Linked DNA regions of Homo sapiens: region 1 is linked to region 2. A link is a contact called in ENCODE Hi-C or POLR2A ChIA-PET data. All regions are on one chromosome and are shown on one strand. Each heading gives the region's core, a stretch centred on a gene start or an enhancer-like site at or near the end of the contact. The rest is flanking DNA. Distances are from core to core; before and after follow the strand shown. Region 1 holds the start of CYTH1 (cytohesin 1). Region 2 holds the start of UNK (unk zinc finger).

Region 1 (4,696 bases), core at 681-3,180, 3.0 Mb before region 2:
AATTAACATGCCATCTGAATCGCTTTTCTTCTGGAGTTCTGGTCTTTGAGCAAGAGCTGAGGTGGTCTGGGACTTGCATACTGATAAGGGAAGAAAGCCAGCTCGAAGATACCTTGAACCTTCTGGTGAGTCTGGGGTTAGAAGTGAAGTAGGGAGTGAAACAGAGGATGGCAAATACTGGGGGAGAGGCTCAGTGCTCCATTAGCCCATGTGACAGATGGTTTGAGAAGATTTGCCAGGTCAATGTGGGGTCAATTCTAAAAGTGTCCTAAGTCTAGGCCAAGAGGAACAAAATGCAGCTGGGTCTCTGACCTCACACGCCGAAGCCCAAGGACACGTTAGGGCCAAAATGTGACTCTCTAAGGTCACCTGTAAAACTGGACAATCTGGTAAAGTCAGTGAAGGTTAAGATCATGAATCCAGCCAGGCGTGGTGGCTCACGCCTGTAATTCCAGTACTTTGGGAGGCCAAGGAAGGAGACCAAAGAGAAAGGATCACTTGAGCCTAGGAGTTCGAGACCAGCCTGGGCAACCTAGCAACCTCCGTCTCTACAAAAAATACAAAAATTAACCAGGTATGGTGGCCGGTGCCTGCAGTCTCAGCTACTCAGGAGGCTGAGGTGGGAGAACTGCTTGAGCCTGGGAAGCAGAGGTTGCAGGGAGTCATGATGGTGCCACCGTACTCTAGCCTGAGCAACACAGCGAGTGAGACTCTGTCTCAAAATGAATAAATAAATAAAAGAAAAAGAAAAATAGTAAAACTCAGGACAGGTGGGCCCACAAGGAAAGAGTTCTGTGGCTTTTACTCCCGTTTTTTGGTTGGTCCAAAAAATTCCCAGCAGTCCAGGGATCTCTGTGGAGTTCTCAGTGAGTGTTCTGTGTAGGGTGCAGGAGCCACAAGTGACTGCAGGGGGAAAGGGGGGTTCTGGTGCTGGCATTCTGCAGCAGTGGGATTGTCCTCTGTCATAAAGAAAGAGAAGGCCGAGCGCGGTGGCTCATACCTGTAATCCCAGCACTTTGGGAGGCCGAGGCAGGCGGATTATTTGAGGTCAGGAGTTCGAGACCAGCCTGGCCAACATGGCGAAACCCCGTCTCTACTAAAAATACAATTAGTCGGGCCTGGTGGCACATGCCTGTAATCACAGCTACTCAGGAGGCTGAGGCAGGACAATCGCTTGAACCCGGGAGGCGGAGGTTTCAGTGAGCCGAGATCGGGCCACTGCACTCCAGCCTGGGCAACAAGAGCGAAACTCGTCTCCAATAAATAAATAAAATCCAAAACGCTGGGACTTGAAGTGCCCTCCTTTCAATCTTGACCCAGGTAAAACTCAGGACAAATAAAAAGAAGTAGAAGCAGTAAACTTAGGACATACAGCATGTAAAGGTTCTGAACGCAGGAGTAAATGACTTCAAATAGCTTTTGTGGCCTTTCGCCAAGGACCGGGCCCTCCCTGGCAAGCTGGGGCCGGGTCTGACCTTCCAGGTTGGCGTCAGCAAGGACCACCCTGCCCTTCAGTGGCCGGACACGACCTTGGGCTTTCGTGCAGTAGCCTGGCTGCAGGCCAGGTCGAGTCCGCCACCCCGGGGACTTGCACCGCCCTTCAGAAACCGAAACCTGCTCGGCCCCAGGAGGCGGACCGGGAGAAGGGGGGGGGGTGTGTGTGTCTCGGGACGGGGGCGTGGTCTAGAGGCGGGGGCAGGGGAGGAGCCTCGGGTGGACGCGCGTGCGCAGGCCGGAGCCTCGGGAGGAGGCCGGGTACCCGGGGTGCGGCGCGCGCGGGAGGAAGGCGGGGCCTCGGGCGAGGGGCGGGGCCTCGGGCCGGGGGCAGGGGGCGGGCGCAGGCGCAGGCGCGGGCGGGCGGGGCGCGGGGCGCGGGGCGCCGGGGGCGGGGCTCCGAGCCGGGCTGAGGCGAGCGGGGGCGCGGGTGGCGCGGCGGGACGCGAGCGGCGAGCCGGAGCGCGGAGCCCGGCTCCCGCACCATGGAGGAGGACGACAGCTACGGTCAGTGCGCCCCGGCGGCGGACGCTTCCCCCTCGCTGTCCCCCAGTCCCCTCCGGGCCCGGCCGTCCGGCAGCGCTTGCGGCGGCTGGCGTTTCCCGGGGACACTGGTGCGGGACGCGGAGCCCGGGGCGACCGGCGGGCGAGCGGTGCGCGGGGCCCTCGCGGGGCGGGGGTCGCAGGGGGTTTTGAGGGATGAGGGTCGCCGGGGCCGGGGTCGCTGGCGGCGCTGAGGGATGTGGGTGGCTGGGGCGGGGGTCACAGGCCGGGCTCGCGGTCTCGCGGGGCCAGGGGTCGCCGCGAGCTCTGAGGAATGAGGGTCGTTGGGGTCGCGGGGCAGGATCTCAGGGGCTCTGAGGGATGAGAGTCGTTGGGGTCGCTGGGGTCCCCGGGGCAGGGGTCGCAGTCCGGGTCCCGGGGGGCCGAGGGGTGGAGGTCGCTGGCCCTGCCGCCCCTCTGCGGGGCTCGGGGCGGACGCGCGGATGGCCGGGCCCGCGTTCCCCGCAGTTTCCGGCCGCTCTCGGCGTCAGCGAGTTGTGCCCGGTCCACGTCTTTGTTCAGAAATGAGAACGGGGAGCGGCGCCGCCGGCGAGGCGCGGGCTCCGGGACGGCCCTGCCCGCGGGAGTCTGGGCCCGGTAGCCGCCGGTCCGGTGCGTCGCCGCCTGCCGAGACGCGGGTGTGGAGCCCGAGGGGCACCGCGGTGGGGACGCCGCTCCTCCCCTGACTGGGGACTTGGCAAGCGGAGCCGCTGTCCCGCTCCCTTCGCTCCCGCGCGTTGAGGCTGCTGGCCCAGGCCAGGGGTGCCTCCCTCCAAGAGTTTGAAATTGCAAGGGTTGCAAAAGGTTGTTTGACATGCTGTAGTTAATTTATTAAGTTTGTTCATGAGGAATTAAAAGGAAGAATGGCAAATAGAACAAGTGGTGAACTTTTGTGGTTTGGTAGCAAAGTACAAATAAAGCAGAACTCTGTGGCCAAATGGAACCCAATTCTAGTTTAATAACTAATGGGACATTTTTCTTTTTTTTTTTTTTTTAAGAGACGAGATCTCGCTCTGTCACCCAGGCTGGAGCACAGTGGCGTGATCGTAGCTCACGTCAGCCTCTTGAGTGGCTGGAACCATACGCACGCCACCATGCCCGGCTAATTTTTTATTTTATTTTATTTTATTATTTTATTTTATTTTATTTTATTTTTGAAACGGAGTCTCACTCTGTCGCCCAGGCTGTAGTGCAGTGGCGCCATCTCGGCTCACTGCAACCTCGGCCTCCTGGGTGAGCTGAGCGATTCTCCTGCCTCAGGCTCCTGAGTAGCTGGGACTACAGGCGCGTGCCACCACGCCTGTCTAATTGTTGTATTTTTAGTAGAGACAGGGTTTTGCCATGTTGGCCAGGCTGGTCTTGAACTTCTGACCTCAGGTGATCCACCCGCCTCGGCCTCCCAAAGTGCTGGGATTACAGGCATGAGCCACCGCGCCCAGCCCTAATTTTTTACTTTTTTAAAAGATGGGGTCTTGCCATGTTACCCAGGCTGGTCTTGAACTCCTAGACCCAAGCAGTCCTCCCACCTCTGCCTCGCACAGTGTTGGGATTACAGGCCTGAGCCACCACACCCAGCCCACTTGTTACCTTATAAGTAAACAAGTAAAAGCAGCTTGTGCATTTTTTTGTTGTTTGTTTTGTTGTGTTTTTGAGACAGGGTCTAGCTCTCTTGCGCAGGCTGGAGTGCAGGGGCGCTCTCATAGCTCACTGCACGCTCTGCTTCCTTGGCTCAAGCAATCCTCTCACCTCTCTTCTCAGCCCCTCCTGTAACCTGGACTACAGGCCTGGGCTACCACGCCCTGCTAATTATTTTTATTTCTTTTTGTAGAGAGGGAGGTCTCCCTATGTTGCCTAGGCTGGTGTGAACTCCAGTTCCTATCTTGGCCTCCCAAAGTGTTGGGATTACAGGCATGAGCCACTGCTCCCAGCCTCCTTTTGTGATTAAAAGAAAAATCACCCACTGGCTGGCCCCAAAAGATTGTTCAGCCCCTCCAGATTTCACTCCTGCCCACTGCTGAGAAGCCGACAGCAGTTTTGCCTGCTGCTCTTTTCTCTGCCTCCTCTTGCCATTTAATTTCCCTCAGATCCCAGTGTCCTGCCTACCAGGCTTTTGTGGCCTCTCTTGTGTTCTTGCCTGCTGCCGTGGGCAGGAAGCTATTGGTCTGGTTGCTTTTAATACAGTGACTGCTTTGCCACCAGGCATGACATGAACTTGTACTTGAAAGAGGTAAGTGGAAGCAGGGCGTGTTAGTTTCCTATACCTGTTATATTACCACAAGCCTGGTGGCTCAAAACAACATAACATTTGTTTTAGGGTTCTGCTGTCAGAAGTCCAAAATAGGTCTCACTGGGCTAAAGCCAAGGTGTCGGACAGGCTGGTTCTTTCTGGAGGCTCAGGGGAGAACCCATTTCCTTACCTTTTCCAGCTTCTAGAGGCCACCTGTGTTCCATGGTTCATAGTCCCCTTTCCATCTTCAAAGCCAGCAGGTAGCATCTTCTCATTTCTCTCGACCTCCTACCTCCCTCTTATTAAGATCCTTGTGATTATAGTGGGACCCACCTGGATAATCAAGGCTAAGGATTAGCAACCTTAATTCCATCTGTTACCTTAATTCCCCTTCTGCCATGTAAGGTAACCTATTCACAAGTTCTGGGGATT
Region 2 (4,982 bases), core at 620-3,119:
CATATTGGGCAGGCTGGTCTCTTCACTCCTGACCTCATGCGATCCGCCTCGGCCTCCCAAAATGCTGTGATTACAGGCGTGAGAGCTACCACGCCCGGCAGGAAAGACAGGTTTTAAACAAATGAGCATCAAGAGGACAAAGACTCAGATACTGACATTTAATCAGCTGTTCACTTGTTTCACCTGTCAATTCCAAAATAAGAAAGCCTTTCTATTACAGATTCCATAGTATGCTCAATGACAACACAACACAGAAACACAAGTTGCTGAAGCCAAGACTCTCGTGACTCAAAATGTGTTTATTTTGCTAAAAACAGTGATCTGAGCAACCAGAGATTATAAAGAAGTTCCAATTACGTGAAGTTTCCAGATTCGAAAATCAAGACTACACCATTCAACTCATCAGTAGTCTTTGAGCTAAGAACATCTCACCAAAATCAATGGAAAGACTGCGAAAGATCTCCAGTAAGAAAGGACCAGGAAAGCAATGTCCATATCAGAAAAGGAATGGTTAACGTGAGTCAGACTGTAGTCAAGAAGCTTAAATGATTTCAGCCAACAACAAAGAATCCCACAAAGAAACCATACACTTCCTATAACCAATGTTCCCCAACCCCAGAACAGTTTCCCAAGGTCTTCTATAACAAGAGTTCCTCCTGACTGGTTTGAGTTCTTTCTACTCCAACAGATGATTCTGTTCTTCGTTCACTGAACAACTTAAGAGCTGTTCAACCCCCCAGGTTCCAAAACCTCTCGCAGCTGGGGATCCTTTTAAACATGCACATCACTCAGGAGCCCATGGGGATGAGAGGCATTCACAGAGCATCAGGGAAAATGGAAAGCAACATTTTGCTTAACAGGAGAAACCGCCCCTTATTCATCTTTCTCCCACATCACCTAACTCTAGGGAATGCTTAACGTGGCTTGAAGGAAATGAAGACAGCGACCTAAAAGCACACAGATGCAAGACTTCCAGGAAGAGGTTTTCCCATCCTGCTGGACTCCTGTAGTGTCAGTATTTGGGGCTCCCTCTAATGCTACATTTCTGCTGAGCCTGCAGACATACTTGGAACCCATCACCTTCGGGCTCCCAGACTCAGGCTCCGCACAGCCCGCGAGGGAAACGGTCATGGGCACGCACGGACACGTTTCCATCTTTGCATGTTTATCTACGTCGACTGTGAATTCAAGCAAGTGTGGCCCTCGTGGACAACCTACGAGCCTTAGGGACACAAAAGGCTTCCTGCGCAAACTGCACGGAATCTCCTGACAGGACTTCACGTTAATCATCATTCATAGGTGGGTTCTGGGGCTGGACCCCACGGAACTCCTCTTGGTTGTGTCTTGGACTTCTCACTGCCCCAAAGGAGCCTACTACTGTGGTTTTATGGTCTGAGGAACAGTTAGGCCTCGAAGGCCTGGCCTAGGGAGAGTGCACTCTGCATCCCGAGCTCCCGCCTTCCCCACTCGGCGGCCGGGACCGAGTTTCCCGCCCCACAGCCCGACCAGAGGTTGGTGGCAGTTGGAGGCAGTTGGGACCGGCCCCAGCAGGTTGGAACCGGTCTGGGCCGGGCCGGAGGAGGAAGGGGGGGAGGAAGAGGCCGCCTCGCGCTCTCCCTGCGCGCGTGACTCACGCTGGCCGCTGACGTCAGGCGTGCGCGCGCGGCGGGGGGGGGGGGGCTCTACGTACGTGTAGTGCTGCGGTTTCTCGGGCTGTGCCTGCAGCACCTGAGCGGTAGCGGCCGGGGGCGCCGAGGAAGCTGCGGAGCCGCCGGGCCCGGGGCCCTTCGACATGGTCTTGTCTTCCTGCCTCTTCGCCGCTCCCCTTTTATTATTCAGTCTGCGCGGTCCGCGCCGAGGACCCAGTGCGCCTGCGCCGCGCCACGAGAACGTGAAGACCCCCCACACGGCAGCAGGGGTTGCTGGGAGTTGTGGTTCTATGTCCGGCTGGAATTTTACCGTCGGCAGAGGGTTGCTGGCAAAGCACAGGACCACAATACCCAGGGATCCTTGCTGCTAGTGTCCCGGATGCTGAGGGCCTGCGACGGCTTCTGGGAATTGCAGTCCGGTCGCATTTCTCCTTCTTACCAGCGCGTTTTCAGTTTCATAGGGAAGCCTTTCCATGAAACTGGAGCGCCTGGAGGAGAAGGGGCCCAGAGCTAGGGAGGCCCTAGCGATTTCTGCGAAAGAGTTCCAAGTATAATTTCACTGCCAACAGTGTCATAACTACTTTGCCTTTATACTTAGTACAGCTAGGTTCGGTTCTAATGCCAGCTCAGAGCAGTGCTCCAAGCAGGGCTTAAGAATCTGTGTTGTCGGTTCTTAGTTCTGGGCCCTGTGCTGCAGGCACCTGCAATCCGCCAGCAACCCCTTCATCCCTGCGGCGGGTCTAACCTAAGAGGCATTGAGAAAGCTTTGCTAAGGAGGAGGTACACCGCACGCTACAGTTCCCGCGCCTTTGCCGAGGCGCTTCATTTACCTTTGCCAAACTCGACACCTGGAACTCCACGACTTGTGTGCTTTCTCAGCCTGACACCTGGCCTGACCAACTTGTTTCCAGTACATTAAGGGCCAAGGACGAATTTAATCTCCGCCTAGAATAGTCTCTGAGGTACACTGACAAGTTGCCAGTGTTGAGAAGCATCACAGGGTCCAGAGGAAAGGCCTGGGTTTGAGTAGGGCGTGCCCGTATTTATCCACTCTAGTTTTCTTGTCTGGACGTCAGCCTTTTTACTTGGGACATTATCTTTCCCCTCTCTGCTTCCCACCAGTCAAGCAAAGTTCTTCACTTTATAAAATAAGCCAGATGCCCCAGACCTAGGCATTTGTTTCTGTGAGTTTTAGAATGTTCTCCGTAGATATTTTAACCGTTGTCATTTAATTTGGTTTTTCATATTGAATCTATTTCAAATCCACTGGTTTTGATTTATATTTTCTTAGATGGGATTATATTAACAAATGATTATCTCATTAAAGAAACACATTCCAAATAACCTTAGGGATGAAGGGTGGTGGGGCTAATGGAAAATCGTTAATGTTTGAGTGACACATACTTATTTTATTTAGCTCCAAGTTCCCTCACATCAGAAGCCACATCACAGAGTTGAGAAACTGGTTTTTCCTAAACAGGCTAAATCGTTTAGCCACTAGGGGCGTTTGAAAATGAAAAATTACAAAAGGACAAATAAAAGTTGTAGTATATTGCTTTAATCCTATGATTAAACGCAAGTTACTTGGTTTATGTTAGCCTCACAATACTCAAGTGTGATCTGACTGAAGAAATAGAGTTCACAGCACTGGATTTTAAATAATAGATGTATATCATGAGCTTCAGAATAAGTGTGTACTGGTGGAGTTGGGAGATGATATCATCCAAACTGCTTAATTTACAAAAGAGGAAACCGAAACCCAGAGAAGCTAAGTAACTTGCACAAAGTTACTCAGCAAGTTGGTAACAAGAGGAACTAGGACAGTAGCCTACAAGACTACATCACATTCACTGTTGGGTTTTGTTTGTTTTGTTTTCTTCTGCTTTTTTTCATTGTATAAACATTTTTTATTCTTCCTCATTTCCTGTGTTGCTTTTCCTCCGTTGTACCAATCTGGAAAAAGTGAAACATACCTGCATGACTACGAAGTAAGAGAGACAGCCTTTTTTTTTTTTTTTTTTTTTTTTTTTTGAGGCAGAGTCTTGCTCTGTTGCCCAGGCTGGAGTGCAGTGGTGTGATTTCGGCTCACTGCAACCTCTGCCTCCCAGGTTCAAGCAATTCTCCTGCCTCAGCCTCCTGAGTAGCTGGGATTACAGGTGTGTGCCACCACGCCCACCTGATTTTTGTAGTTTTAGTAGAGACGTGGTTTCACCATGTTGGTCAGGCTGGTCTCGAACTCCTGACCTCACGATCCACCCTCCTCAGCCTCCCAAGAGCTGGGATTACAGGCGTGAGCCACTGCGCCCGGACTCCTGTTTCCACGAATCATACTTAAATGGATAAATGTATATCCATACCTTTTTTCTCCGGGTGGCTTTAGTTTCTAATAATCAGCAAAGCTGGAAAGAAAATGACTGTCCATCCACACAAAGGCATGGAAATGACAGGATTCTGTATAACCTAGAAAAATCGTGAAACACAGCAGGGAGTGGTGGCTGAAGCCTGTAATCCCAGCACTTTGGGAGGCCGAGGTGGGCGGATCACAAGGTCAGGAGATCGAGACCATCTTGGCTAACATGGTGAAACCCTTGTCTCTACTAAAAATACAAAAAAATTAGCCAGGCGTGGTGGCGGGCGCCTGTAGTCCCAGCTACTCAGGAGGCTGAGGCAGGAGAATGGTGTGAACCTGGGAGGCGGAGCTTGCAGTGAGCCGAGATGGCGCCACTGCACTCCAGTCTAGGCGACAGAGCAAGACTCCATCTCAAAAAAAAAAAAAAAAAAAAAAATCGTGGAACACAAAGTGGGGGACCAATTTAGAAAGCCTATTCCTCTTCTAGGCCAAAGTCAAAAAAAAAAAAAAAAAAAAGATGACAAGTTATTTTTCTGTTTGCATCCCAGAGAATTTGACAGCCTCATATGTGTGTCTAAACAGTCCCCTGTTTCTTAACTTGACACAGGTTTGAGAATAAAGCATGAGAATCCACCTAGGTTTCTCTTCTCAGCATGGCATTAATAAAATCATGTAATTTTTCCCTACCTCAAATTTTGAGTCAAAGGCAGAAATCAAAGTTGGTTATCACAGTAAATTTAGGTATATGATGATTAAATACATAATGTGCACGTTAAGATTAAGAAGGCTGGCTGAGCGCGGTGGCTCACGCCTGTAATCCCAGCACTTTGGGAGGCGAGAGGCAGGCGGACCACGAGGTCCAGAGATCGAGACCATCTTGGCCAACATGGGAAACCCTGTCTCTACTAAAATACAAAAAATTAGCCGGGCATGGTGGCGCATGCCTACAATCCCAGCTACTTGGGAGGCTGAGGCAGGGGAAT

What was found. A loop is a pair of places that touch in the nucleus more often than their neighbours do. ChIA-PET counts read pairs that join two places held with the same protein, here RNA polymerase II (POLR2A). Pooled maps may share reads with other maps.
Region 1: a map with no recorded cell type shows a loop between it and region 2 (8-fold over the local background). The contact joins the promoter of CYTH1 here to the promoter of UNK in region 2. A Hi-C loop is called at or near these places in 1 of 37 single-sample maps with no recorded cell type and 6 of 50 pooled maps. POLR2A ChIA-PET finds 5 or more read pairs at or near these places in 1 of 52 experiments (naive thymus-derived CD4-positive, alpha-beta T cell).

What each region holds. Positions count from the first base shown.
Region 1 is chr17:78,779,507-78,784,202 of GRCh38, reverse strand. It overlaps CYTH1 (cytohesin 1), which reads left to right and starts at 1,930. Exons shown (of 14, transcript NM_004762.6): 1 at 1,930-2,001. The coding sequence starts at 1,980. RefSeq lists silencers at 1,671-1,830, 1,871-2,150, 2,411-2,810 and an enhancer at 3,829-3,928.
Region 2 is chr17:75,781,693-75,786,674 of GRCh38, reverse strand. UNK (unk zinc finger) reads right to left here and starts at 1,869. Exons shown (of 16, transcript NM_001080419.3): 1 at 1,691-1,869. The coding sequence starts at 1,794. MIR4738 (microRNA 4738) reads left to right here and starts at 2,068; the gene lies at 2,068-2,154. RefSeq lists enhancers at 619-1,196, 1,208-1,607, 1,197-1,775, 3,338-3,517 and a silencer at 1,668-1,807.